Linked DNA regions of Mus musculus: regions 1 and 2 are each linked to region 3. Evidence: chromatin loops called from intact Hi-C (ENCODE). Cell type or tissue: left cerebral cortex. All regions are shown on one strand. Each heading gives the region's core, and the rest is flanking DNA. Links, peaks and the distances in the headings are about the cores only.

Region 1 (10,243 bases), core at 983-8,982, 380 kb after region 3:
TCAGATGTTGTCCACATTCCTGATTTCTTTACCTGATGTTGATGAAGATTTGAAAGCTCACCTGAGGAGTCAGGATGTGGAAATGGAGAGGGACTGATTATGAGCATAAAGGTAGCATTTGAATGCACCGAAACACACTCTGTTGTGTGTGGAGAAAGACTGTTTGGTATTCATATGAAATGTTCTTTCTCTCTATTCCCCACAAAGAATGTAAACAAATCCATTTACTGTACATTGGTTTTGCAAAACTGGGATAAGAAGTAAAAATTTGTTTAAGAATAATGATTTCTATTAGCATATATTAATTATATAAAATGTTGAGTTTCATTGTTATATTTTACACACACACACACACACACACACACACACACCAGTGTAGTCTCATAATATTCACATCCAGCCACTGATCTGTCTGGTTTCTTTTCTTATTGATAGTCTCCCTTCTCTAATAATACCATTTCTTGCCTAGGTTCCTCTTGATTTTAATGAAAAAATTAAAAATTTTCTTGATGATGTGAAAACACATTTGCATCCTAACAGTCAATTTTACACTAATTATCTGGATGATATCAATGCAAATTTGTAATCCCCCTTATTCTAATCTACAAAAATTTGTAACACCATGTTTCATCTTTCCCTGGCCATTTGGGATGAATGATTAAACTACAAAACCAATGCCTAGCCCAAGAAAATCTTGCTCTTTCTGAATGTTCTATACTTTTGTTTGGATATTAAATGTGCCACAAGGACCCATGTATTCAAAGCTTGACATCCAGATTGGTACTATTGGTTCATTGAAGAAATGGCTTCAAAGGAAATTGTGGAACCTTGATTTCCTCTCCCCTCCCCTCCCCTCCCCTCCCCTCCCCCATTGGTATTAACAATTAATATCTGTTTCTCTTTAACCTAGCTAGTTCCCCAATAAGGACACAGAGAGACCAAGATTTAATTGCAACTTAAAAGCACAATAATTAGGCATTATGATTCTATTCTAATCCTCTAAATTAATCTGGCTACCTCCCAGACAAAAAGCCCAGGACACTTGAATGTTTTTATTAGTCTTACTCTCTGGGCTTTAGGAGTGTGCTCCCATGGTGTCTCTCTGGGCTCCAGGAGTGTGCTCCCATGGTGTCTCTCAGGACCCCTTCCTGTGGTGAATCCTTTGATCCTCTCTTTCCCTCCTCCCATGGCTGGCAGAAGTCTTGCCCCATTATCTCTATTGTCTAGTTATGGCTTCTCCCAGCTTTTCTTGACAAGGCAGAGAATAAATGACGAGCATTGTTTACACAAACTGTAGACAGGAGATTCTTAACCTAAGTATTGCCATGCTATGTCTAGACTGAAACCAGATAGGGGGGGGAGGGAGAGAAATCAGCATTTGAATGCTACAAAGATAAACTTTACACACTGTACAATAACATGACTACACCCCTCCCCCTCTCCCTCCTTCCCTCTTGTTTCCTCTTCCTTTTCCTCTGTTTCTCCTCTCTAGCACCCCCTTTCTTCTTCCTCTTTCTTATTTCTTGACTGGGTATGAGGAAAGCAGTTTTACTCTCCAGTGCTTTCTAAAACAACAAGGCCAAAGAATCACAGACTCAAACTCCAAAGCTGTGAGTCTAGACAACCCTTTTTTCTTTTCTAAATTGATCATCACAGATATTTGTTACAGTAGTGAAATGTGAGTGCTACACACTCTGCTCTTGATTTTACAAACTGATGAAGAAATACATTTTTATAAGTATTAGGGGGAAATTAAATGTTGCGTGTGGTGGAATTATATAGTGCCTACTTTAAAATTTAAAGGATAAAATATTAATGACACAATTAAATTACTCACAGATTATTTCCTTTATACTAATAATTAACCGGAGCTGTGAATTAACAATAAGACTTACACACAGTAATAAATTATTTTGTTTTTATGAGAACATTGAACTGGGGTCATTATTCATTGACTCTTCAGGAAGTACTATGACATACTTTCTAGCAGCATGAAAGCAGACATCAGATAACCATGACAACAGTGATGGCTATTAGATAATACCACCACCACCAGGGCTCTCGCAGGATTTACTGTGATGAATCCTGGCAAATGCCCCAGGTGGTAGAGGTCACTTTTATTTTCATTCCATAAACAGGGAAATGGAGCAGGGGAGATAAACTTTCCCCAGCATCACACAGGGAGTAAAGGACAGCTGTGACTTTGACCTGGGTCATCTGAAATCAGACTCTGGACTGTTCCCACTCTACTATATTTCATTCTCTGAAACAATGACGGGGGGAGGGAGGGAGGGAAAGAGGGAGAGGAGGAAGGAGAGAAAGAGGGAGATTAAGGGGGAGGGGAAGGGAAGGGAAAGGAAGGGAAGGGGAGAGGGAGGGGAGGGAAGGGGGAGAGGGAGGGGAGGGGAGGGGAGAGGGAGGGGAGGGGAGGGGAGGGGAGGGGAGGGGAGGGGGAGAGGGAGGGGAGGGGAGGGGAGGGGAGGGGGAGAGGGAGGGGAGGGGAGGGGAGGGGGAGAGGGAGGGGGAGGGGTAGAGGGAAAAGGGAAGGGAGAAGGAATGAATCATTGATTTTTTTTTCTCCTAGCTCCAGCACTGAAGCTGTAAAGAAGAGGAGCCACTCAGGCAGAATAAAACCAGGAGATAGTAAAAATCATTGACAATATTTTAGAGCATGTGCTTCACACCAGCTATTGCTGTAAGACCTCTGAGCATATTATTTCCATGCTTATAGCAACCCTAAGAGATGCCATTTACTACTTCATCCCACAGGCGCCACTGCATACTTGCTTGTGTCTCTGCAGGGAGTAAGCAAATGTGAACCCAGGGTCTCTGACTTCAGGGGTTTGGGCAGAATTACTTACATTTTGCCTCTTTCTTAAGCTGGCATTAGATGCACTTTGGGGAGACCTCTGGTTTCATGATACTGAAGGGCAGACAGGCAGGTTACAGAAAAATAAAGCGTCTGTGGATTGGTTGAAAATCAAGAGGGAGATCGAGAACTACTAAGACAAAATAGGTAGATTGATCCCATTAGGCACGAGGCAGAATTCTGGTGTGTAAAGATACTAGGCAGAGCTCTCTAACACACTTCCAGAAAGACAATGGGATAAAGAGGTGGGACTTTCCTAACAGCAGGAAGGGAAATATGGGGTTTGCTTTGTTAAAGGAAACAAAACAGAAGAGGACAAGTGGCTGTGTGCAATTCTAGAGATAAATCACAATGGGATGACTAGCAGGCACTCACTCTTGAGTGACACAGAGCAGGACAGTCAAGGGCAGAGACTTGTAGCATCTGCAGTCCATTTCAACACTGTGATCCAGAGGAAAGGGTGACTTCTGGACCAGTTTTTAAATCTTCAATAGCTCCTGCCCTATTTAATTTGGTGTGCATTAGACAAGTTATCAATGCTGCTGGGAAGAAAGGGTCCAATAATAGAACTTAATTTACTAGGATAGTTGAATTCCCATTCAAGGACAAGGATGAACTGCTGAGTGTTAAGAGACACCGTGAGGTTGGGTATCCATCAGTCATTCTAGATGTCACTTGCAGGACCTTGGCCTGGATCCAGTAAGGTTTACTAACACTCTGTGCAACGAAATGCTATTCCAAGCTGCTATGCACTGTAGCTAGTTTTTATTCTTATTCAGTTCAGTATTTTCTGAGTCAGGCACATTGTCTAGTTTGTGTCACACAGTCCAAGTTCCTTCTTAAATATTTCCTTGTTTTTCTAATTCCTTTATACATTGTCTCCATTCCCGTATCCCTCTACAACAGAAACTGTTATTTTAATGTACTTTCCTTTTCTTTGTGTAGGAGATGAGCATCATGGGTAGGTATGTGTTTGTTATAATTTGTGCTTAGGTTACTATTTCATAGTGCTATAATTGTTTCATTTTAAATCACTTGGTATTGTGTTTTAAACATGCATTTATTCCTAGTCCTTTGATTCCAACTGTGGCACAGTATTACATTGTGTGTTTCCAGCAGGGTGGATGTTGTACTGTAAATAATATATTACATGATTTTAAAAAGGCTGAATCTCCCAGTCTGTGGGCCCAGAAAAGCTTAGGTTGGGATTTCTCTGGAAGAGATTATCAGGCGAAAGACTGCTCACTTGTCACTATTTGGTTGCATGTTTCCTAGATGCTCATCAGAATGGTTATGTTTGCAATTCATGTGTTTGTGGACTATATACTTCTTAAGAGTTCTTACTTGTTTGTGGATCTGTACTAACTGGCTCAATACTAAGAAAATGTTTACTGTACGTTTGTTGAATAAATAAGTGGGATCGAGTAGATCAAGCCAATTAATGCAAAAGGAAATTAGCATGGTCAAATAGAAATGAGACCCATGCGGCTTAATTTACCTACACAGAGACTTTCAGTTTGCTAGTGAGGAAGAGAAAAAACACTATTCAAAAGTTGCCAGAGTTTCAGGACTCTGTGTCCTGTCTTTGAACTGCTGTTTCCTCAGAGGAGTGGAAGGGATTTCTATTATACTGAGTAAAAAGGACATGCTCTGTGGAGCTTCCCATAATTGTTCCAAGAGCAAACTGTACTTCCAATGCCACTTCTCCCAGAAGTCAACACTATTTCCTCTCTCACTCTACCTTCCGGTTAAAAAAAAAAAAAAAAAGAAAAAGAAAAGAAAGTTCCTGTTTGTGATGAACAGAGGTCGGGCTCTCCGTGGGAATATTCACAAAGAATTGACATCCTCTGCAGACAATGTCACCGTGTCATAGGGCACGTTTTACCTTCCACATTGGATCACCACGTGGAATGTGTGCAGGATGGGATATCCATCACTGGATGACAGACTTATGACAACACTGTGGATCAGCGCCAAACCAATTGGGAGATGCTCCTGGGTGGCTCCTACAATAAAATGACAGAGGGTTCTGGTCTGAAATCAAGGCGGCTGGGGCGAGAACGGGAGCATTGCAAAAACAATCCTAAAGTATTTCCAAACATAAGTCTAGGATCTAAAGGGAATCAGTGCATAACTACTTTGATTTTTCAATTTCTTATGCCTAAGAAAAATTAAATGAGGACAAAAGTGGTTAAATTCGCCACTTAGCATTATCTCCAATGTTTAAGCTTTACACCGTGCTTTTTTAAATCACATATAATATTGAGATTTTAAACTGTATAATTAAATGTCCTAGCATGGTTTCTGCCACAGTGATGAAAAGCAACTTTGGGAAGGTGGGTTCATTGGCTTACACTTCCACATTCCAGTCTGTCTTCAGCGGGAGTCTGCTGAGGAGCCCAAGGCAAGAACTCGGAGACAAGAGCTGAAGTAGCCTGAAGCTTGGAGGAACCCTGCGTACAGGTTTGTGTTCCTGTGGCTTGCTCAGCCATTTTTTTAAAACAACCCAGCACCACCTGCCCAGGTGGGCCACCTCACGTCAATCATTAATCAAGAAAACATCCTCCAGACCCAGGTACAGACCAATGTGATGGTCCTCAACTGCTGTCCCTCTTCCTAGATGAGTCTAGTTTGTGTCATTGACAAAAACTAATCAGCACACTTAGTCCCCAAAGTGTGATTGTTAAAACAGGAAGGGAAAAAATTAATAATAATAGCTTGAGATTCAGACAGAAAATTAGCACTAAGAAAGTGATGACTTTTGCATTGTTGTGAATACCTGATAGAAACAAATGGAGGGGCGGAAAATTGATTCTGAAATTCTAGTTCGTGTTAAGTCCACACACTTGTGCCAAATGTCACAGTAGTGGGAGTAAATGACAGAAGAGATTCTCCATGGAGGATAAGGAACAAGAGAAAAGGTACACAGGAAAGAGTTAGGAGAGATATAGTCCCAAGTATACACTTGGTGACCCACTTTCTCCTACTGAGATCCATGCCTTATCTTTCATTGCCTGTCAATAATGCTATTTATTATTATTATTATTATTATTATTATTATTATTATTATTATTATCCTATCAAGTGATTAATCTAGTGGTTAGGTCCAAGCTCTTTGATTGGATTTTCTCTGGAAATATCAGCAGAGACACATCCAGAGGTCTTCGTTGTGAGGAGCGGGTATGGTGGCAGTCCCAAGAAGGCGCCAGGGACTGCAGCTAAGTCTTATGACTTGCACCTGACTTCCTCATCTGAATATAAGCCACAACCATCATAAGAGCTGCGCAGGTGTACCAGGATACTGGCGAATCCATTTTGGTGGAGATATGCCCCTGCTGCCCTGATTAGCTGAAGCTGTGTACCTGGTGAGGTGACGTGGCCTGCTGTGAGTGGATGAGGGCTGAGAGTATATAAGAGTGAGAGGCCCGGGTTAGAGAGAGGATTATTATTACTGGGAGATATAAACAAAGAGAAAGAAGAGAGAGGAAGACTGGTTTGCTGAATAAACTGCTGTTAGAAGGACTGGTGGTCGTGTCGTTCTTGCTGGTCGAGAGCGGACGCGACACTTCATCACTTATCTTCGAATAAAATTAACTGACAGTTTTAGTTGATCATTGAACCTGAGCTCAACTTAGAACCTGGAGAACCATGTTCCAACATTGCTCTTGGTAAGAGGCTGGGTGATGGAAGGGAGTGTTTGAGTATCTTAAAGCAAGTGGAGTACGCTGGACAACACTAAAGTCTATTGTGAAGTTAGTAAAACCATGGAAATTTCATTAAATCTTATGAGTTTCCCCTCACAGGGGTTGGGTTAAGCTAAGTAGCGGAGTCAGAGAGTTACATTAGTTTTCAAATCACACCGCATCACCAGGAAACTTTGTAAAGAAGAGGACAGATTTTATTTTCCAATCAACTCAGCAGGTGGTATTTCCAAAATGAATATCATGGCACAGAGTAAAGGTTACGATAAACTTGGAGAATCCTCAGTGCAGTGGTGGATATGAGTTAGTCACAGATGAAAAATCCTAGTCTCTGCAACTTTTTCTCAATGAGACTTAGTTGAGTGTGTGATCAAACTAGCTGTTAAGAAGAAACACCTTAAATACATCCCCTGAAAATCCTCGTTTCTGAGGTTGCAGTTGGTCGCCACATTCGACATTAAATGGTGACACCAACATGTTAGTCCGTGATCCATTTGATTCATTTCTCCTCCTCAACATCAACTGCTTGCCTGGACCACTATTGTGACCCATGTTGTGCAGACGCACTAGATGGGCAAGAATAACACAAGGACTGGTTACCTGGTGTGTCAGTGACTCACTCTCCTGGAGAAAGAGTTTTCAGCACCCTTGTTAGATAGTGAAACTGTTGAAAAATCAATAAATGAAGTGCTAAGTCACTGCTAATGAATAAAACTGGAGTCTCACTAGCTTGATGCTTCTACAGTAATGGCGTATGTTTTTTTCCTAAACATACCTGACAAACTTTCCTCCAATAGTTACTTCTGTTAAAAAAGAATCTTCTTCTTTACAAAGTTTTCTGGTGAAGCAATGTGATTTGAAAACTAGTATAACTCTCTGACTCAGCTACTTAGCTTAACCCAACCCCTGTGAGGGGACACTCATAAGATTTAATCTTTTTTTTCTTTAAGTTTTATTGCATTATGATGAGAAAAGATGCATAATTTCAATTTATTGAATTTGTTAACATTTAAAAACATATTTTGAGTAAATAGACTTATCACATTTTTCTTTCCCTTTTGTACCCCAGAGATCCCCCTTTCAAAACCTGCAATACTTTTCATTTTTTATCATATTCTTTAAAATTTATAAAATATTGTAAAAATAAAAATGAGTGGTATAAAAGTTGTTTGATATAAAACAACAATCAATTGAAAAGTCTTATGTAGATGTTTATCTACAGAAATATTGAAAATACATACTTTTTTCTCAATATAAATTTTAAATAGCTTCAAATATATTAATTGTGTGATATTTTAAGATAATATATCACTATTCATTTTGTAATGAGCAAAAATAGATAAAGTCTTTTTGTTTGTTTTGTTTTTAGTAGAGCTTAAAATCTTGGCTCTTACTGTGGTACAAACACAAAATAAGAACAGTTTTTGGACATTGGAGTCCATTTTAATAAGGCTGTACTTGAATGTCCCTCACATCACCAAAGAATTTTACCTCCATCGTAGATAAGCTAAGAGGTGACAGTTCTGCTGCGCCAAGGAATGAATTGTAGGCACGATTTTTGGATACAGATTTCCTGATACAGTCAAAGCTACTTGACTTGGGTGATTGTCGTCATTCTCAGCCCACAGGGAACAGAATATATCCATTTAAGAAATGGTGTGTGTATTAAGATGGTTTATCCATGAAGTCATTCATCAACTGTTTCAATGAACAATGGTTCTGCTTGGCACAGACATTAGGTGTGGGTAAGATTCTGGTTCATTGGCTGTGATGATTTTGAAAAGCATTCATCTCAGAATAAGAGTAACTTATAAAGTCCTCTTATTCAAAATTGATACAATAATTATAAATATCAAGCAAAGCCTTCATTCTTTGTTGTTCTCTTACAAGCCACCTCCCAAATTAGCTGTCTACATTTCTTTTGGCTGTATAAATAATTTTGAAATATGTAAGGTGTTCTGAAAACCATAGTGTAGTGTAAAAACATCAAATAAACAATCCTACTAATAGAGAGGCTGAGACAGGAGAAGCATTCTTTCAAGACCATTATGTGCCACACAGCAAGACCCTGCCATGTACAAACAAGCAGAAAATGTATATGGATTGTACAATGTTGGGCCTATTTCTCCCATTACCAAAATAGAGAGAGACCACTGGATGATAGCCAACAAATTTCTAATTCCTCATATTTCTAAGTTTCAATCGATTGGGATATATTGGTAATATTAATTTCCATATTAAGAGATATTAAGGAAAAGTGATTGTTACTTCCTGTTAATTTTCTTGTTGAGGTAAAATTATGCTTGCATGGGTTTGTTGAAAGATTACTTTCTTGCTTCTTCTAGGGTGTAGTTTCACTCCTTGTGTTGGTGTTTTCCATCTATTATCCTTTGTAGGGCTATATTTGTGGAAAGATTTGTGCAAATTTGGTTTTGTCATGGAATATCTTGTCTCCATCTATGGTGATTGAAAGTCTTGTTGCATATAGTAGTCTGGGCTGGCATTTGTGTTCTCTTAAGATCTATATGACATCTGCCCAGGATCTTCTAGCTTTCATAGTCTCTGGTGAAAAGTCTGGTGTAATTCTAATAGGTCTGCCTTTGCATGTTACTTGACCTTCTCCCCTTATTGCTTTTAAAATTCTTTGTTTAGTTCATTTCGTGTTTTGATTATTATGTGACAGGAGGAATTTCTTTTTGGGTTGAGTCTATTTGGAGTTCTATAGGCTTCTTGTATGTTCATGGGCATCTCTTATTTAGGTTATGGAAGTTTTCTTCTATAATTTTATTCAAGATATTTACTGGCCCTTTAAGTTGGGAATCTTCACTCTCTTCCATACCTATTATCCTTAGGTTTGGTCTTCTCATTGTGTCCTGGATTTCCTGGATGCTTTGGGTTAAGAGCTTTTTGCTTTTTGAGTTTTCTTTCACTGTTGTGTCAATGTTTTCTATGGTATCTTCTGCACCTGAGATTGTCTCTTCTATCTCTCATATTCTGCTGGTGATGCTTGCATCTATGACTCCTGATCTCTTTCCTAGGTTTTCTAACTCCAGAGTTGTCTCCCTTTGTGATTATTTTATTGTTTCTACTTCTATTTTTAGATCCTGGATGGCTTTGTTCCTTTCCTCTGCCTGTTTGGTTGTGTTTTCCTGTAACTCTTTAAGGGATTTTTGTGTTTCCTCATTAAGGGTTTCTAGCTGTTTACCTGTGTTCTCCTGTATTTCTTTAAGGGAGTTTTTTATGTCCTTCTTAATGTCCTCTATTATCATCATGAGAAGTGATTTTTAGATCGGAATCTTGCTTTTCTGGTGTGTTGGGGTATCCAGGACTTGCTATGGTGGGAGAACTGGGTTCTGATGATGCCAAGTAACCTTGGTTTCCGTTGCTTATGTACTTATGCTTGCCTCCCGCCATCTGGTTATCTCTAGTGCTACCTGCCCTGGCTATGTCTGACTGGAGCCAGTCCTTCCTGTGATCCTAGTTGTGTCAGAACTCATCTGAGTCAAGCTGTCTCTGTGATCCTGTGATTCGGGGGTCCTAAGATCCTGAGATCCTGGGTGTGTCTGAGCTCCTAGGTGTCAAGCTGCCTATGGGACCTTAAGATCCAGGTGTGACCAAGATTCTGGAATCCTGTGATCCTCTGATCCCGGGCATGTTAGAGCGTCTGGGAGTG
Region 2 (10,243 bases), core at 1,228-9,227, 160 kb after region 3:
TATATATATATATATATATATATCACTTTACATCATGCACACTGCCCCCTCTCCTGGTCACCTCCTCCCACAATCCTTCCTCCATTCCCCTTCCTCTGTGTAGGGACCCTCCCCTGGCTGTCCCCCCATACCCTGACACTTCAAGTCTCTGTGAGGCTAGGCACTTTCCTCTCCTACTAGGTCCTGAAGGGGATAGGAACTCCACAGGAAGACTAACAGTCAACTAACTTAGACTCTTGGAGCTTTCAGAGTCTGGAGAATATACACAGCTGGACCTAGGCCTCCTTGCACATATATAGTAGATACACATTGAAATTTTTAAGTGAAGGACTTTTCCTGCATGAATTCTGGGTCAGATGAAATAAGATCGTGTCTGGAGGGGTCCAGCTCAGTGGGTAGAGTGTTTGTCTAGCATGCAACAGAGCCATGGCTTCCGTCACATTCAGCAGCCCATAATGTATACACAGTGATGTGTACTTGTAATCGCAATGCTTAAGAGGTGGAGACAGAAGGATTAAAAAGTCAAGTTTATTCTCAGCTTCAGAGCAAGTCTGAAGCCAGTCAGGGACAGAGGCATGAGAACCTGTATCAACAACAAGAATAATGTAGAACTGTGGAAGAATAGTGTGAGAATTGCAACCCTGGGGGGAGGGAATCAGGGACTAAAGAGGGGCTAGCTCCTTGGAAGGGGAGAAGTAAGGGAAGAATTCTGCCGGATGGTGTCAGAAAAGGAAACATTGTCCGAGACAGCTTCAGTTTAGCCCAGTAGGAGCTGTGTGGAGCTTCTGACTCACACACTGTAACAAACCACATTTATTTTGCCTTAAGTTACTAAATTTGTAGTAATTTGTTGTAGCAGGATTCCAAAGTTAATTTGGTAGGAACTGGCATCCCTGGAAGTCTATTTTAAAACACGGTTTCTGTCTCTATTGTCTGCATTTCCAACAAGCCCTGAAGTGATGTGAATATATGTGCCCCGGGTTGTGGACCACACTGTGAGCGGCAAGGCAAGGCTGGTGTTTAACCCTTCCTTCAATATCACCAAGGTATCACAAATGAAAGAATTAAGGAAGAAGGCATTTCTCAGACACTATTCAGATGAGTATTGTTACTGGAGTGGACTTTTATTCACAGCCCCGTTACTTTGTTGCTAAACATAGCACATTTACTACTTAATAATAGTAAACAAAACAAAACACAAAACGAGCAAAGCAAAGCGTCTGCATGGGAAAAGCGGCCTGCAGAGGTGCCAGTGTTTGGAATATTTGGCTCCAGAGTGTCTGTGTGTTTATGGATCTTGCTGAGGTGGCCTGGCTGACACTTGGCTGATACAAATTGTTTCTCATGACCAACACCTTGGGGGGAAAATAAGCAGCAGGCTAAGCTCTCTTGCTTCTTTCCCAGGGTGGGCATCTCACATTGTAGGAGTCAGTAAGCTTAAGAAAAAGATTTCAGGGCAAACGAAACTTTTGTTGCAACAATCTAATGGGACAGTTTCCAGGAGAGACTCACTTGGTCCGTCTGTTCTATAAACTAAGAACGGTACAAAACCAGAGGGGATGTTCCCGGTGACCTGAAAGGTATGTTCCCTCTTTATCTTGTTGTCCGAGGGCACTCTGTAATTATGTGACAGTATATTGTTAGCTGTGTTCCTTGCAATGGCACTGGCCAAAGGCTTGGAAGAAAATTATCCAGTTATTAAAGAAGATGTAGAGCACCACACTAGCATGAAGCAGAACACCAAGATGGGCTAGTCTCTATCCTTAGTCACAAACAAACAACAACAACAACAACAAAGCAATACCTCAGGTGGAGTTGGCTCACCCCAAATACTTAGAGGGGACCCAGGTTTCATGCACTCATCAGGTGGCTCGCAACCACCTGTAACACCAGTTCCAGGGGATCCGACGCCCTCTTCTGGCCTCTCTAGGCACCTGTGTGCATGCCAACACACACAAAACTAGAAGCAAATAAGCCAACCTTAAAAACAGAAAATCCTCTGGGGGAAATCAGAGTGGAAAGGATTCAAAGAATGTGGCAGGGACTTGTGATGAGAAATTATCACGCAGATGTTTACGAGGAAGAATGAGGAAAGAACGTATGATCCAAGCTACGTGCAAACCTCATGCTCTCCAGAGCAAGTAGGAGGCTTCACAGGGTCTGGAGCAAGCATTTTCCAACTATGTGGTTGGTAGGAATCATAACCAAGAGCCTGCTGAACAGCAGATTCTCTGGCTCCTATTCTGTGATTCTTTAAAACGGTTCATTATGGAAAATTCCAACCATTAATATAATAGATCGAAGGCATCCCCCACCTCCCCACTCCCTGTTCTCAAACTCAGTAATTATCACAGTGTGCAGTGTTGCTTCATCCACAACACCTGCCCATTGCTTCCTTGTCCTGCTTCCTTAGGGGATTGTATCAGTGCAGATCTCAGTCATGGGCCAGGTGTCTCATGTAGAGCAAAGTAAGCGTTGACACTCCAAGACACAGGGTTCCTGATATATTTGTGAACGCTAAGGTCTAGGTGGCTCAGAGATATCCCGGGGAAGTGCACATGACAGTCCAGTTAGTTTTTGAAGCTTTCAAGCAGAGGCGGAGACTGGTTAGGAGGGAAGATGCCATTGAACGGCAAGGGGAATTACTGGAACCATGGCAGTGGGAAGGAACTAGATGGCAAAGTGTCTTTCAAGGATGGTCAAGCCGGTCACTGAGGCTAAGAACTTCATCCCCAGTTAGGGAAGGAGGAAAGTCAGCATCCAGAATCTCATACTGTAGGGCATAGTTGCCTTGTTGGAACCATTTTTGTCTCTTGGATATGATGTAGAGTCAGTATCTTTTCTGTTTCTACTTAAGTGGAACAGAACTATCTTCCTCATTGGAAGTTTTTATTCTTTATTTGTTTGTTTTTTTGCTTGCTTTTTTTTTTTTTAGACCGGGTTTCTCTTTATAATAATCCTGGCTGTCTTGGAACTCCCTTTGTAGACCAGGCTATCTTGGCCTTCACAGAGTTCCCCCTGCTTCTGCCTGGAATCAAAGGAATGTGCCATCATGCCCCCACTTTATTTATTTGTTTAATACAAGGTCTTGTTATACAGCTGAGGCTGGCCTCAACATTGCAGTTATCCTCCTGCCTCTGTGTCCGGAGCTGGGCTCACAGGCCTTGGCTGCTGCGCTGGAAGCATTTTTCCCTTGGTAGGTAAGATCTTCAGATACTCAGTCTGAGTGATGGGGAATGGATTCCTAAAATCCCATAAGTGAGTTACACAGTGTCACAAGGAGGTGGAGCCTAGGCCCAGCCACTGGTCCTTAGGACTCTTTTGGACTTACATAATTAATTAGACAATGTAGGGAACTTAGGGTAAGTACCCTACCTAATATAGGGTAATGAGACAATGAATAGCTACTTGGTTGAAGTTTTGCTGATAATCCCACATTCTTCTCCATCTATCAGCGCATAGGCTGGGGCAGAATTACAAGGGGAGAAAAGGAGCTGTTGTTGACTTTGTTGTGCCTCACCGCTGCCCTGTGGTTAACCATGTTTCCAGTGCTTTCCCTTGGGATACAGGAGTGGAAAGCCTTAAGAGCCTCTGTCACAGTGTTCCTTTAAAAAGCACCACTTTTTTTTTTCCTTCTTCTAGTTTTGGCAAGGAGTTGAGCTGTTGCTGTTGTAAAACTTGAAAGCAGAGCCAGGCATGGTGGGCTCTACCTGTATTTCCAGCACTTGGGAGGGAGGCAGAGGCAGGCAGATTGTGAATTTGAGCTCAGCCTGAACTACAAAGCGAAACTTGGTCTCATAAAACCAACCAACCAATTAACCAACGAAAAGTCAAGCCAAGTCTGAGCCTGCCTGGTATTAAGTTTACAGAGTGCCCTGCTATACTGCATGCACACCAGACCTGTGACGAGTTAGGTCTTTGTGCTTATTGCAGATGACATTGCAAAAGGGTTGTAGGCAAACTCTTGGGGTTACTCCAAAAGAAAGAGTGCATGCATAGCATTTAACAAAAGTCATGGTAGACTGGGCTTGATCTCAGCACCAATCCATGACTAATATCAAGTGGAAATCAGAAAAGAAAGGGAGAATCTTATTCCGAGAGGGATATTTGGTAGTGTCAGAGACTATTTTGAATTAAAAAAAAAATTACTTATTTGCATGTTAGAGGGTTGAGCATGTGCCATAGCTTACCTATGGTGGGCTAAGGATAACTTTCCTGATATTATCTTTCTAGCTTGAGGTGTTTAGGGATTGACTTTAGGTCCTCAGGCTTGGTGACATGTTTGAGCCATCTGGTCAGCCCTGAATCCTTCCTGGTTTTCACAAAAAAAGGGAAGAGATAGTGCTATAGATTTTGGGGAAAGCAAGTCTAGGGTTATGGCTAAGCATAGACTGTGCGTGGGATAGTCTTGAAATAGAATTATTGATTCAAAACTGTCAATGACACTCACAAAAACTTTGCTCTGGAGGTTGTGGCTATGACAGCACTTCCCTAGCGTTTTAAAGAACAGTTTGATGCCCCACCCCTCAAAGGAACTTAGCTTGATTTACTTGTTTATTTACTTATTTAAGACTCACAGCCTGGTGTGTAAACCATTCTGGCCTGAAACTCACTGTCCTCCTACCTCAGCCTCCTGAATACTAGGAATAAGGGTGCACAATTAATTAATGTGAACTCAGAGTACGACTATGTAGCCCAGGCTAGCCTGAAACTAACTCTCCTCTTCACTCAGTACCTGAGAGCTAGGAATAAAGAATTTCACTATTAGACCTTTAGTCCCGGCACTGAAGAAACAGAGGCAGGCTGTGAGTTTGAGGCCATCGTGGTCTGTGTAGTGAATTCCAGGACACCCAGGGCTGCTATGTAATCTCTCTCTCTCTCTCTCTCTCTCTCTCTCTCTCTCTCTCTCTCTCTCTCTCTCTGTTGTGTGTATACACACACACACACACACACACGCACATGAATTTTACTATTTTCTTTACCAAATTTTGCCTAGCAATTCTGTACAATGCAATTTATTTGGAATTCAGTGAATCTAAATGATGCAATACTATTGGCAGAGGATGGTAGTGTGAATCTGATTCAAAACCGAACACTAAAACACCTGTTATTGTAGCTTCCAGGAGAAAGTAAAGAGGAAAATTACATCCTTACTCATTTGTTGCTATACTTGGAGACCTGAAGAATTTCAACTGATTCTGATCTCTCTGGTCTTAGATGTCTGTGAGAAGCCTGCATGTGTGGTGTCCTTGCCCTACCTTCAGCAGCATTCTTCACAGGTGCCTTGGTTAAATGCCTCCATCAATTCTGTTTCCCATGTCCCTTGCTTGTAAACAGTCTGAAGAGTTAATAGGACCCTTAACGCAATCACAGCACCAGCCTCACACCCACAGTCAGAAGCCCGTCTCCAGAAGCTAATAAAAGGTAAGATTCCTGTTATTATAGCCACCTGGGCCCTGGCACATGTTACTCGTTTCTAAATGGATACCTGCTGGAAGTTTCTACTCCCCCTACCTCATTCCTATTTAACAACAAAAATAACAACAACGAAAGTCTTCATTTCCGGTTTTAATTTTGAAGCCTGTGTGCCTGGCATTTAGTTTTGGAATTGAAGACTAAACTTATAGGCAGGTAGAAGATTGGGAGGAATTCCAGCCCTGGGGAAGCTGAGGCAACAGAATGAAGAGTTTGAGCCTGGAGGAGGCTACACAGTGTGACTGTTTTTTTTTGTTTTTTGTTTTTAAATTCTGATGGCACAATATCTTCTCTTTTAGCAGGCTGCCCACCCGTCATCTGTAGCAAATTTTATCTCCAGACATTCACTGCCTCACACACCCATCTTTTGTCTGAATGGTATCTGTCTCCTCTTCTGCCTGGGTGGCATGTCCATGTGGAGAGCCTAAGTGCTGGCTCCTTGGCCTGACAACGCAAGTCAGTGCTCGCTTCTGGTGCTGAGGTGCAAACCTCTTTGTACTTGTTTTAACTTTTTAGTTTTTTTCCTCCTAATTTCAATACTCAGCATTTTTGCCTGAATTCCATCTTATATTTTTCTCTCTGCACATGAATATCATTATGATACTTTCTGATACTGAGAATGTTAGCTCTCCCTCCAGACCCTTTGAATTTTACTTTTCCCATCTCTAGTGTGGATGATATATTTTGACAAGTGTTCGGTACTGAAATCTTACTTTGCTGGCTTAGACCATGCATGCAAACTTGCAACTCTTCATGACTTGAATTTCTTTATTACTGAGTTATCATTTCTCCCAGGTATTTGCAAATGAACAGTATCAGGATCTGAGCTAGGATGGGGAAGTGCTGTGGAAGCTAGGAAGGGGATCCCAGCATCAGACTAAATTTACTGTAGGACCTCACTGAGTTTAACCCCTGATATAGGATACTGTAGGATTTATACAAGGAAGATAATATTTTACAGGAATACAGTTGTCTTTCTATTTTGGCATATTTATAGAGATAAAAAGGGAACAGTTAAATAAACTAAAAACACATGGTAATTAAAATTTCTTTTACACTTATTATGTATTTTTATGTGTACATGTCATATGGTATGGCGGTCAGAAGACAACTTTCATAAATTGTTTCTCTCTTTCCACCAGACAGGCCTTAGGGATTGAGCCAAGCTAAGTATCAAGAGGCTTAGCAGTGGCAAATGCATTTACTTGCTGAGCCATCTCCACAGTCTTCACACAATAACTCCAATGCATGAAGTTATTCTAGTGTCACAGTGAAAACTACCAACATGAACTCTCAGGGTTGATTATTCCATAACTTTTGATGTTTGTCTAAGTGCTGGTTTGGGATATTTGTAATAACTGGAGTAAATTTGCTATGTGGATCAGACTGGCCTAGAATTCACTGGCACTTGCCTGCCTCTGCCTCCTGACAGCTGGGATTGGGGGTGTACTCCATCACATTCAGTGTTTAATATAGTATTTTATCCACTCACGTAACTGTAAGTCTAAAGGTAGAATTTATCCATCGTTTGATCTTGATCCTTGTAATATGTTTCTGTATTTCTGTCAGTTTTGAGTCATTCATGTGAGATGTCATTCTGCCTCATTTATCATTCCTCAGTCATGGCTCAGTCTTTCAATTCAGAAATATTAAGAGGTTAAGGCTAGAGTTGGTGCTCATGTAGTAAGACCTTGTTCAAAGCCAAAGAGGAGGAGGAGGGGGAGGAAGAGGAGGGCGAAGAGGAAGAGGAGGAGGAAGAGGAAGAGGGAGATGATGATGATGAGGTGGTGGCAGTGTAGGCTTAGATTTTTCAAAACCTACTTTAATAAGGGTTTTCAAATGTTTTGACTCCCCCCTCCCCCCCTTCTAGCTCACTGTTCAAAAGTAGGGGAGAAAAGATGGTAAATAGGATAAGGGGATAGGGACCTATTTAGAAGTAGTTCTTTGGGGGAGATTCCAATATCTATTGTCAAGGTACCAGCAGTTCAGTTCAGTAGTATCAGGATATCAAATACAAGTCAGCAAGGGTAGCATGATCCAGTAGAAACTACCAGGCCTCCACCGAATCTGCATGAGTCAACAGGAGTAACCAGAAACAGCTGCGACATCAAGAGTTTTTTTGTCATGCCTCTCTCAACAAAGTGAAGATCAGCAAAGACTTGAGACCTTGAATTGTTGCAGGCTAGCTATGCAAGTGCCCTGTCACTGTCCGTTGAATCCTATTTTTACCCTTTCCAAACATCATGTGTCTGTCCATGGATCTTTCTCAGCAAAATGCCACGTGAATCTGCCTCAGCAAAACATCATACAGTTAACCTCAGCAAGACACCTTGTGTGAGTCTGCATTATATAGCACAACCAGAAACTTCCAATCATGGGAGGAAAAGGAAAAGGAAAAGGAAAAGGAAAAGGAAAAGGAAAAGGAAAAGGAAAAGGAAAAGGAAGAAGACAAAGAAGTAGTAGAAGGAGAAGGAGGAAGAGGAAGAAGAGGAGGAGAAGAAGGATGAAGGAAGAAGAAGAAGAAGGAGGAGGAGAAGGAAGAGGAGAAGAAGGAGGAGGAGAAGGAAGAGGAGAAGAAGGATAAAGGAACAAGGAGGAGGAAGAGGAAAAGAAATTGTGGTAGGGGTATTGATGGCATCCACAAGGACAAAATGTCTCTGGTTCACATCCTGTGAGTAGCAGAGAGGGAATTTTTTCATTATGTCCTTTTTTTAAAAACTAAGTTACATTTATTTATCATTATCATTATTATGTATTATTATTTAACCTTTATTTATTTATTTATTTATTTATTTATTTATTTATTATCTGGGTGAAGGTAGATGTGTTACTCTGGCATGCTTAAAGAGTTCAAGTGGCAAGTTCTGGGAATCATTTCTCTTCTTCTACCACATGGTCCCTGGACTTGACTCAGGTCACAAGCCCTTACCCACTGAACCATTTCTCTAGCCCATTAATGACTTGTAATGGTAAAGAAGTCATTAACCCATCCAAGAAGTATTTCTCTTTATATCTCAATGGTCAGTATCAGACATTTTGAAGTAATCGAGGAAAGATATATCTGAACTGTCACATAAATCAAGAATACTGTACAAGTACCAATCTTTGGGTGTGAGTTAAAATGGATATTAGGGTTCAGTTACAATATTCAATATAATATCTTCTGTGAATCAGACCATAGAACTATAACTAACTTTAGCCCAGTTGGGTTTGAATTCTCAGCCCTAAGGAAAAAGTCTGGCTTAGCTCTCTGTGTTTTCATCACTAGCACTGGCAAGTAGAAAACAGACAAACAGAGACAAACTGCTCCTGGGAGCTCACTGGCTGACAAACCTAGCTGAAGTGGGCTTCTAGTTCAGTGACAGACCCTGCCTCAAGGCAAGATGGGTGAGAATCATAAAGATACTTCATGTGTGCTCTGGCTTCCAAATAGGCACACAGGGCTACACAAACTTGTATAATCACATGCATGGACTACACAGACACAGACACACTGAGAGAGAGAGAGGGGGAGAGAGAGGGAGAGAGAGAGAGAGAGAAAGACTAAGTGGTTTTCTACTGGTTTGTTTTACAGTTACGCTTAGAGAATCTCTCTCAGTTATGCTTAAAGAATCTCTCTCGATTGTACTTGAAAGAAATACTTTGTTTTGAAATTTATTCTGAATGAGAATGTATTAAAGCTCTCTTGATTATGGTGAACTGACCAACAGGAAGCCTAGCCAAGAAGCTGAAGGGTCCATGGCAACATCAAGCAAAGTGTGAGCACAGGTCTGTGCCTGGGCTCTGGACTCAGGATGCTCAGCTTGGATTGAAACAAGCAGATACATAGAAGCCTACAGAAGAGGATGGGAAGAAGAGGAACCACTGGTAAATGCTTTATAACCATCATACATTTACAGTGCTCTCTTTTAAGTCTTTCAGATAATAATAGTGATAATTTAAATCTTATGATCATAAATATGTTTCGCATATGAGGTTCCAATTAATTCTATTTGTGTGTAATTAAAATACTATAGTGCTTGCTTAGCATGTTCATGTTCAAATCCCTGGCTTTGTTCCCAGCATGGCCAAAATTAAAAAAAACAAAAAACAAATAGAATAAATACTAGAGGTGTGGGTTAGGTTCCTTATCCCACTTTGCCTTGCAACTTCTGAGGCACATAAAACACGACTCTGTGTTTGATCTGCTCTTGGCAAGGATGACAGATGGGCTGGGTGGAGAACAGCCGTACGTGGGTAATGCTGTTAAATTTTACACTAACAAACCAGCTGTAAGTTGGCAATTTTATTAAATTCCAATAAATTTTATTAACAAACCAGATATTTCTGATGGTTAATATCACTACCTCTTCAAACTCATGTCTCTAATTTTAACTGATATTTTAAGCATCTAACAGCTGCATACTACTTTTATTACAAATAGCAATATTTAAACAAGCTAAGCCTACCTAAAATCAATATTGAAGTGACTTCATCTAGTCTCAAAGAGAGCAGGCAAGTTGGAACTACTAAGGAAATGATACACCCTGGTTTATATAATCCCAGGTACACGTGGTCAAATGGGATGTGGCTGGGTCATTTTGATGGTTGTACGTTAGACACGTTTGTATTCAACGTGGTAGTGATTTCCAATTTGAAATAATAGGTTCTACACAGCCATCAGAAAACTGCATACAGGGGTTGAGTTTAGTTAAGGGCAGGAAACAGATAATTTTGAGTGAGAGCAAGCAAAATGTGTTTTATATTTAATAGTGACACAATATTTAAC
Region 3 (10,243 bases), core at 1,361-9,360:
TGCATTCATGCCAGAGTATGCATGTGGATGTCAGGGGCCAATTTAACAAGAGTCTGCTTTCTCCTTCCAGCATGTGGGTCCTGGGGAATCAAATGCAGGTGGTTAAGCTTGGTGGCAAGTGCTTTTACCCACTAAGCTATATCTCACCAGCCTTCTATTCATAGGATTGTTAACAGTGCCTCCACCTAATTATAGAGGGGAAGACTGTGATTCCTTTCGAAAAACAAAACTAGCATTCTTTTTTTTTTTTTTTTCTTGTTCTGGTTATATGTTGCTTTTTCAAAATTCTTTTAAGAGAATGAAAAGACTTAAGCTCAACCACCCTAACACCGTTTTTGGTTTTGCGTCCAAAATTAAATATTCCATCACCGGGGCTGGAAATATGGCTCAGAAGTTCAGAGCATCGACTGCTCTTCAGAAGTCCTGAGTTCAAATCCCAGAAACCACACGGTAGTTGACAACCATCTGTAATGGGAACCGATATCCTCTTCTGGTGTGTCTGATGACAGCTACAGTGTACTCATATACATTAGATAAATAAATAAATAAATAAATAAATAAATCCTTTAAAAAATCCTTTCACTGGCATTTGGCAACTGGCAGGCATAAGACACAGTAAATATTTACTGCATAATTAAATGTAAACATCCTAAAAGATTAACTGAGCGTCATAGAAAAATGATATCAAAGATTAAATAAACTGCAAGTGTTTTATCAGTTATATTTTTTAAAGCAGAGTTGAGGTTTGTTGAACGACACTTGTATATAAATTAAGCGAAGGGCTAGGAGGAAGGGATCCTAGGTGTGGCTTTCTCTAAGAGAGCTGCCACAGTAGCTTCTTGGGCTGTTCATTTGCACTCTGTACAGAAGATGGAGCCAGAGACATATTTATCCACAGCTAAACGTCTTTTCCATTTGACAAAACAAAGCAAAACAAAGCAAATTCTTCCTTCCCTTTATAAACATGTTGTTTGTTTGTTTGTTTAGCTTCAAAGTCAGATTCACTAGGAGGTAAATGGAAGACCCATAGAAATTTTACCTAGACAGAGTCAAATTTTGACGTTTACATTGTTTTCAAAGATGTCAGAGAGCTAAATAAATGGGGAGCAAGGTTTCAGTTACAGGAGTCCTCTGGAATTGAATAGGAGGTGAGTTGTCAGGTTTCAGAAACTATGTAGAAAAGGATTCTAGTGTAATTTGTTTGTGAAGCTGCTGGCTCCTAGCATTCACAGTAAGATCCCTTCCCAGCTGGCTACCAATCTAGGAAAAGCATTCCCATATTTGCAAGCCGTCAAGCTCCACATTCTCGTCCACTCTTTCCTTGCAGACGGAAAAGAACACACAAAAAAAAAAAAAAAAAGTTAGCTTAAATTGAAATTTGATCCATACAAAATTATTGTAGTTCTGATAGAAGAAAATATAAACCAGGATAGCTGCTCACACCAGCATTCTAACACAGGAAATAAGGGAGGAGGGTCATAACTTGTTTAGTGAGACTTTATCTCAAAATTTAAAACAAACAAAAAAAAAACCTCAACCTCAGATAAAGGTGTCTTTAATCAAAAACTGGCAGCAGACAAGCTGGGGATCTATATTGAGACTTTAACTCAAGAAGGAGCTGGAGGAGAAGGAGGAGGAAGAGGAGGAGGAGAGAGGAGAGGAAGAAAGGAAAGGAAAGGATAAGATAATAAAATCTAAGCCCACTGCAATGTTATTCTTGATCCTCCCAGTCTTAGATAGCTCTGTCTCCTACAGATCCATCTTCATTCCCAAGGAGCTACTTATCAGCTCTTCAGTCAGGTGACCACCTCTCTCTTGGGAGAGAAACTACCTTCATTCTCCTACATCCCAGCCCTCTACCTCAGCACTTCATTTTCTGTAAGGTCTGCATTCACTCTTGTTTTCAATGAATAATTGCCCTTTCTGAGTTAAAGACCTAGAAAGCCTCAGGCTAGTGTTATTTTCCTTACAACTAAACCGCCTCCCAACCATCTTGAATGCCTTTCTCCTCTTGACCTTACTGGCTTTTGTCATTCTTTTCTTTGTGGGCTTTAGAGGAAATCCATTCAAGCTGTGCGCTTTGTCTTGGAGATTCACGGCCTACATTCCTTCTTTTAACAAACACTTTAGAACCTGTGGCTTTAACTGTCGATTCTTTTCCGTTAAATTACAATCTTTACAAAATTTTAACCTGAACACCTTAACCCACAGTTGAGAGGCCCCTTGGCTACCTTTGCCTAGGCATTTACGCTCTCCATCACTGGATTCTCTCTCCTATAGTGTCTTCTGCTGCCTCCACCCCTTCCCTTACCCCCCACCCCGCACCCCTGCACCCCAGCTTCCGTTTTTGGTGTTAGTAATATTTTCCCAATTAAATTTCCAAACTTGCTCTCCACTTCCTCCTGCCTCTTGTTTTCCTGACCTATCAGTCCATGAACAAGCTCTAACGTCTCTGCTTCCCTTTCTTCTCTAAGGTTGGCACATTCATAGCTCACCTCTCTTCCATTCTAGCACCAACTGCGATGCTCTCCATAACAGTCTTTACAGCCTGTTTTTGTTTTTTAACTCAACACTGGGTTGTCTCTAATGCAGTTGAGGATTACTTGAAACTCTTCTCAGATGATTGTACTGTGTTACCTTCTCAGGTGACTGGGTCTATAGGCAAAGACCATTGGGATTAAAGGTGTGTGCCCCATGCCCAGCAAATCTTTCTTTAAATTAAATAAAATTTGGTTTAGTAAAGAGGGAAAGAGGAACAGGTAGACTCGTGAACACTAAGTTCTACTGAGGTTCTATAAATGTGCGTAAGCTAACTATGGGTGGATGATGAATTGTTTGCTTCTAAAAACAATTCTTTAGAAGTCTGGATATTTTCCCATAGAGAATAATAAATATTACAACTGACAAATTGCTTATGCTGAGTTCTATACCACAAACTTTACACTTGTATCAAAACATCACATAACCCCCAACATTACATACAATTCTTATGTGTTTTATCAACTAAAAATAAATTTAATATGCCAGGCATGTGGTGCGTACATTTAATCCCAGTGCTGAAGAGGCAAAGGCAGGCAGAACTCTGTGAGTTCGAGTTCCAGGACGGCTACAACTATGTAGAGACCTCGTCCTTTAAAAAAAAAAAAAAAAAAAAAAAAAGTAACTAAATAAATTTAATAAGAACCAACAAGCTAGCTCAGTGGTAAAGGTGCTGTTTTCAGGCTGAGTATCTAAGTTAATTTTGAGATGGAAAAAGGGATCCAGTTTCACAAGCTGTCTTCTAATTTCCACTTGCATACACATATATGAATACACATAATAAATAAAGGTTAAAAAAAAACCAAAAACAAAAACAGAAACTCTAGGAGCTGGAGAGATGGCTCAGTGATTAAGAGCACTAACTGCTCTTCCAGAAGTCCTGAGTTCAATTCCCAGCAACCACATGTTGGCTCACAGCCATCTGTAATGAGATCTAAAGCCCTCTTCTGGTGTGTCTGAAGAGTTACAGTGTATTTATATACATAAAATAAATAAATCTTTTTTTAAAAAAATCTAATGTCACATTATCACATTCATTGCTGGACATAAAGCCTTGAAAGTCCGATTATAGTTTCTGCATCTGTAACATTACTTCCCTTCTTTAAGTTAAAGACAAAGGAACCTCAAAAGTAAGAGAACATGCTGGGGTCTTAAACTGTGAGGTTTTAAATGGCACTCCCTTAGTCATCCTAGTGAGAGGGTGCTTCGGCAGGAAAATGTTTCCCAGGAAGTCTTCGCCATCCTTTGTTCTGCTATTTACATTAGTGTGAGACGTTCAGCTCCATCAGGTGATGCCTATACAAAGGCCTAACTCCAGGAGCGCCGCTGAAGCCTGTTTATCGCCCTATCACAAGCCCTCGTGGGGGGCATCTGGGAACCCTCAAAGGAGCTGCCCACCCTAGGAATGAGGTCATATGACTCAGGCTTTCATAAACCCCATCAGGTATGATGAGAGAGGCATGAAGCTGTGGGCAGGCAGTCACCAGGCCCACATCTCTTCCCTGAAAGTGCTTCCGAGGGACAGGATTGGAAGAGAGAAAGAAGTTTTGAGACAGGCTGTGTCTGGCAACTCTGGTCTGCAGCGGTTAGAAGGAAGAGGAGGAGGGGGACAATTCTGGCATCTCCCTGCCGATTTAAATGTTAAATTGTAGGCATAAAAAAGACTAAGATATGGATCTTCACTTCCTTGGAGATTGGGTTGAGGTCCTATCAACGTTTCAGACAAGAGTTACATACATGATATATTATTTTTATTCATAGTATAGAACATGTATCTTCTTGTTGTTAATTAAAAGAATAAGGAAAACTACCTAAAGCAGCAGAGAAACTGAAGAGTAGACATCCCACTCCACGGGTCTGGTTGTGAAATGCCTTTCCCATGCCCACCGCCTCTTTCCTTTGTTAATTGTCCGGGTTTAAGAGGAAGAGAATTAGGTCATAAGAAAGATCACTCACACCCACCTCAAGCTTCACACACCTTGGGCAACCCAGAACAAGTCTGCACGAGTTCACCTTGTCTCCCCCCCCATTTTTATTTATTGTAATATTATTATTATTATCATTATTATTTAGGAAATGTGACCTAAAAGGGACATCTTCTCACTGCCCGTGGTCATCTCCTGAAGGAATGACCCATCCAACAGTTTTTTTTTTTAATCTGTGAGGAGTCACAGCCCCGCAGTAGCTGACGTACATCTAGAGCTATTTCTTACTTTTTTTCCCCTTCTCGTCAGCACATTGAAACTACAACTTTATCTTGACCAGGTTGCTTCTTCTGCCTGCTCAGCTCCACGCTCGCCAGCCTCCACTCCACCTCCTCCCCGCCTTTTCTTCCTCCCTCCCCTTTCTCCTAGCCCCTCCTTCCAGTTGAGTCAGTGGCTTGAAACTTTTAAAAGCTCTGTGCTCCAAGTTAAAAAACGCTTTTACGAGGTATCAGCACTTTTCTTTCATTGGGGGAAAGGCGTGAGGGAAGTACCCAACAGCAGCAGACTTTGAAACTTTAAACAGACAGGTCTGAGAGCCCGAACTCTCCTTTTCCTTTGACTTCAGCCTCCAAGGAGTTCCACCACTTTGGCGTGCCGGCTTCACTTTCATTAAGTGAAAGAGTAAGTTTTGAAAAAAAGAAAAACCCACTTTACCTAGTAGCGTCTCTTTCTGTAAGGGAAACTCTTCTATGCTTTGTAAATGCGTTGCGTCTTTGACTTAGGATACTGTAAGTAGAACGACGATCTTCAAAGTGCCTTTGTCATTTCCACGTGCTGAGTTTGATTTGGGTTTGTTTAAAAAGTTCCGCTGAGAGTGCAACAGGTAAAAGGCTCAAACTTTTTCCAACTAGAGTGAAGGAAGGACCAAGTTACTAAACTTAGTTCTTTGTTATGGAGCCTAACTTCACTTTTCTGTAGTCGCCAATGGAGAAGGTGTTGCGGGGGTGGGGGTGATGGGGGGGCACCTCAGTCAACTTTGCTTAGCCTGCTTCCTATAGTGCTGGACACTACACGCTTCTTTTTTTTCTTATGAAAATCCGGTCGCCTGTTCTACTGCCTTGAAACTGCAGACTCCTTTTGTAACAGAGTGCTTTGTTGAGACGCTGCGGCAGCAGTTGACTTCCACGTGGTTCTCTCTTAGACTTTTCAGGACTAAGCCACTAAATACGTAGACCAGGGTGCTGCGGTTAGAGTTTTTAGACCAACAGTGGGTACTTTGTGCAAGCCTGTGCGATGCTACGGGATGAACCTCTTAGCCTGCACAGCCAGCATTTTTTTTTAATACTCCACGCTGGCAACTCCGGGCGCGAGAAATCTTGAATGGGTGGTGGTGACTTACGGAGAGTTAGAGGAAGAACGGGCGTTTAGAAACAGTGTGTGCCAGGTTGCTTTTCCAAAATCAACTGCTAGAACGCGAGCTCCTAGAAGGAATGGGGAAAAGGGATTTTTAGAGCTGCGCTTTTAGAAAGAGCTGCCCCCTCTCCACCCCCAACTCCTCCTGCGTGCCCGGACTTGTAGTGACTTCAGAGCTGTTAGGACAGTTTTGAATTGGAGCCATCAGAGGGTGCAAAGCACTAAGCAAAAATGATGCTAACGTGCAGCTTGAAGGGGGTCCGTCTTAAAGCTTTTATTTTTAATTGGTAACACATTCTGTAAAGCACTTTGACCGGCCTAAATCCACACCGAAGTATCAGGGTGGGTCTGTATTGAAGGGCTTTTTTTTCTGTACCAGACCAGGCCGAGTCGTTGTGAAGTGAAAGCTTTAGGGCAGAGGATGGCACGGGCCCCTCCTGCCCAGTCTTAGCATCATCACGGGCTCCGTTCGCGCTTCCCGCAGCCTCCCAGCTTCGCGGTCCAGACGGCTGGCTGCGGAGGGGGGGAGGGGAGGCCAGGCTCGCGGCCCGACGGTCAGAAAGCAAGTGGGCGACTTTATTAAAGTTGTCAGTCTGAAGTCCCCCGCGCCCTCCCAGTCGCCTTTTCACGGTTTCTCTGCCTAAACTCGTCGGGTGGCTGAGTGGAGCCCCTGGGAAGGTCCCCTAAACACCTAGGGAGTCCCGGTGCTGGTAAATGCACTTGTAACACTCCTGGAAACTCTTGAAATTCCCCAAGAATGAGGCGGGGCGGAAGAAGGAGGGGCAAAGAAGACCCTTCGAGAAACCCTGCCATAGCTACTGACGTGTGCTGAGGCAAATCCGTTCAGGATTGGGAAATTCAAACCTTGACTTCCGAGCAGAGTTCTCCCCGTGAGTGCCCTCGGATCCACCCAACGCTCGCTGGGCATCTCTGGCAGAGTCTTGGTCGAGCACCCCGGGAGACAGCTTCCCTTCCCCTCCCTCCCAGTGCTGGGTTTCGGGTTGGAAGAGGAAAACTTAAAACGTACAGGGCAGCCTTTGGAGGTGGATTTGATTCCTTTGTTCCCCAAGCCAAATAATAATGACTGGAAGGTAGTGAATCTTACCAGTCCAAAAGACCACTGGGCAACCTTGAACGGTCAGTAGTGTCCCATGAGGAAGCCTGGGGTTCTTTTTTTCTTTTTTTTTAATGAGGATTGCTGAAAATAAAAGTCTGTAAAGTAAAGTATGCTAATGAGGACGTATACTACCTGAGGAGAGGGGTACTACTAGTTAATTCTGCTAGGTAGGCCAAGTTGTGTTGAAATGTTAGTTACAGATTGTATGGTGTGTCCTGGTGAGGTGTTGAATTCTGAATTACTGGAATACATCTATCTCCCCGGTGTGTGAAAACTTTGCACACTCAGAAACGGGTGCAGTGGCTATCTGTCTTTTGTCTGGTGTTCCAGGTGGTAGTGGTTTGATATTCCACTGTCTAAACACATTATATATATATATATATATATATATAATCTTCAACATTGCCCCATCATTCTTTGAGGTTGGGATTCTTCTATTGCTGACTTTACACGGGAAATTTGGTTCTAAAGCCAGCCACGAGAAGGGAAGGCTGCATTTCCTTCCGCATAAGGAGCAGAGCTTGGTTGCTTAGCTGTTTCCAAATCCCGCAGAGAGAAGGAATGGCACATACTCTGCCTTTATTACGGTATTGCAGAGGTGTAGCTCTTGTGAACTGTAGAAACTTTGTATACCCCGAGGGAAGGGAACTATAGGAAAGTCACCCACTGATTAATACCTGAGACTCCACCTTTCCTGTTGTTCTAACTTCCCTTCAAGATTCGGTTTGACTTTTGATGTGTTGAGGCTTATCCTGCTCACTCGGGAGAGAGAGAAAAATCCTCTTGGGTGTATCATTAACGTCTACATTAAGTGTAGATACTCCCAAGCTTAAAAGTTCCCAGCTGCTTCTAAGTGGGAAGGTACAGATGTGCGTGTGTGTGTGTGTGTGTGTGTGTGTGTGTGTGTGTGTTGATTTCTTGGGGTAATTGGTTAAAATCTCCACTTTCCATGACTGTTAATTTACCATAAAGAGATTCTGCGTGAGCAAAATGCCGTTTGCCAAAATTCAACAGTGGTTAGTTATTTAGGTAACTGCCTAAATTCACATCTCAGTTTTTTTTCTAGTTATCTACTTTTTTTTTTTTTTTTTTAGAAACTCTGTTAACAGTTTTAGTTACTATTTTACTACCAAAAAAAGATATCAAAATTAGAAGACAAGTGAGATAAATTTACAGTACTTTTGAAAGAAACAGCTATATTTTATCACGGTCTTAAGTAAAAGAATGGCATACATGGATTATCTCACTTGTGCTTATTGAGGCAAATAGACTGTACTTGGTGAGACTTGAGCATCCTAAACCTGTTCTATGTGACCTTGGACTTACAGAACTGCTTAGTAAGAGCTATCCGTTTGCAGATGGGTTGGAGAATGGAGGCAGATGAAATAACAAAAAAAAAAAAAAAAAATGATGGTTTTCGGAATTATTTGGATGACAGTTAAATATGGCTCTTACTCTGCAGTTTCTGATCTGACACCAGTCCCCTTTCCTAAGGTTGACTGAGCAAACTTGGTTGGCGGGGAAAGAGATTCACCATCTTCCTTTGGGTGGGGTGTCTTAACCACAGCTTATTCTGTGGAGTCTGGTACGTTTTGACTGTGTACAGACCAGGATATGTAAAGAGCAGGATCAAGAAGCCATCTGGTGTTTCATATCAAAACCTGTGAGCCTGGGAATATTAAGAAATTCCTTTAAAAAGAATTGAGGTAATCTGGACCCTGTGTGTCAGAATTTGTAACAATGATGTTTACACAAAATAGGTGTCATTGACAAAAGAGCTAAACTTACTCACCTGATATAAGGCTACAAAGGTTGATGTAAACTTTTCAAGCAGAAGTTTTCTGTGATTGTCCTTGGCTTCTGCCTTGTAATCGTGTGTTACCATTCATTAAAGCACTCAGAACTGGGGGGGTTGGAGCATCTCTCAGAGCATCCTAACCTCCATTGAGGTCTCATTGTAAATTAAAACGGCTCAAGAATGATTCAAAGCATGTCTTTTCAACCAACAGCAGTCCTTTGGTTAACTGTCACTTGAAAAATTTAGGTACTACTTTAACTAGGGGAGAGAACACACACAGAGCAATAGCCTTTGCTTTTTAGGTGGATGAGTGCTTTGTCTGAATGTATGAATGTACACAGTGTGTGCCGGATGCCTACGCATCCAAGGAGGGATTGGGTCCTCTGGCACTGAAACTATGTCCTCCACAAGAGTAGCAAGTGCTCCTAACTGCTGGGTCATTTCTCCAGCCTCTCTGACTTTTTTAAAAGAAGAGTTTTTGCTTGTTTTGTTCTGTCTTGCTTTTATAGACCTGACTCTGACCTTAAATTTGTCAGGATCCTTCTGTTTCAGCGTGCTAAATGCTGAGATTACAGGCGTCAACAACCCTGCCAGGTGAGAGTCCCCTGAATTCCCTCACAGATAGTTATGTAGCCTATCTTATTCTGGGGTACTGGAGCTGTGGGAAAGCAAGCTTCCTCACAGTTCACGTTCTAGAGGAGGATCCTGACAGTAAGCAAATGTACGTTACGTGGCACAGAGGAAAGCTGGGTTTTTTTGTTTTTTTTTTTTTAAATTGGACAGAGGAAACAGGAAATTCCGGGACCTGGGGAAGGGCTATTTCATAGTTCCTGCTCAGGAAAGCTAGCTAATGAGGTGAGACCTGAAAAGAAGAGTGCAGATGCAAATATTTTGGCAAGTTAGGGAAGACAGGAAAACTGAAGAGAGGTGAGTCAGGCTAAATGCTAGGGTACTGAGTGGAAGCATTCATAGACTGATTTTATCTTGATAAAACTTATCTGCACATTAAAATTCAGGTGTGTTCATTATGTACCAACTTAAAACTGGCCCCCCAAAATCTGGCTGTGGTTGGAAGTGCAGAGGAAGATGCACAAGGAAGCATTTCGCATGAGAGGCGGGTTTCCTTATAGAATTTAAAGAAAAAAAATTGGAAGGAGGGATTTGCATTTAAGTTTTAGACATGCAGAGCCGGGCGTGGTGGCGCATGCCTTTAATCCCACCACTCGGGAGGCAGAGGCAGGCGGATTTCTGAGTTCGAGGCCAGCCTGGTCTACAGAGTGAGCTCCAGGACAGCCAGGGCTACACAGAGAAACCCTGTCTCGAAAAACCAAAAAAAACTTGCAAACTTTATATGCCCCAGTACAGGGGAACACCAGGGCCAAAAAGGGGGAGTGGGTGGGCAGGGGAGTGGGGGTGGGTGGATATGGGGGACTTTTGGTATAGCATTGGAAA

The links. Peaks named below come from ENCODE experiments on the same cell type or tissue, not always from the same donor. Only the 100,000 strongest peaks of a DNase experiment are listed, where the experiment ranks them.
Region 1: it touches region 3 in a loop (3-fold over the local background); 8 of 42 quality-filtered maps call a loop at or near these places.
Region 2: a loop joins it to region 3, with 3 times the contacts of the local background. A loop is called at or near these places in 3 of 42 quality-filtered maps.

Annotation. Positions count from the first base shown.
Region 1 is chr10:56,750,233-56,760,475 of GRCm38, forward strand. No RefSeq gene overlaps it. Among named protein-coding and RNA genes, the nearest start is that of Gm36769, 180 kb to the right of the region's middle. In left cerebral cortex, for the core only: no CTCF peak of the experiment used is centred there; a DNase peak (open chromatin) is centred at 4,384; H3K27ac peaks cover 175 bases.
Region 2 is chr10:56,536,509-56,546,751 of GRCm38, forward strand. No RefSeq gene overlaps it. Among named protein-coding and RNA genes, the nearest start is that of Gm36595, 110 kb to the left of the region's middle. In left cerebral cortex, for the core only: no CTCF peak of the experiment used is centred there; a DNase peak (open chromatin) is centred at 5,810.
Region 3 is chr10:56,372,375-56,382,617 of GRCm38, forward strand. It overlaps Gja1 (gap junction protein, alpha 1), which reads left to right and starts at 4,926. Exons shown (of 2, transcript NM_010288.3): 1 at 4,926-5,144. In left cerebral cortex, for the core only: no CTCF peak of the experiment used is centred there; DNase peaks (open chromatin) are centred at 4,918, 5,670, 5,909, 6,481 and 1 more place; H3K4me3 peaks cover 3,615 bases; H3K27ac peaks cover 2,420 bases.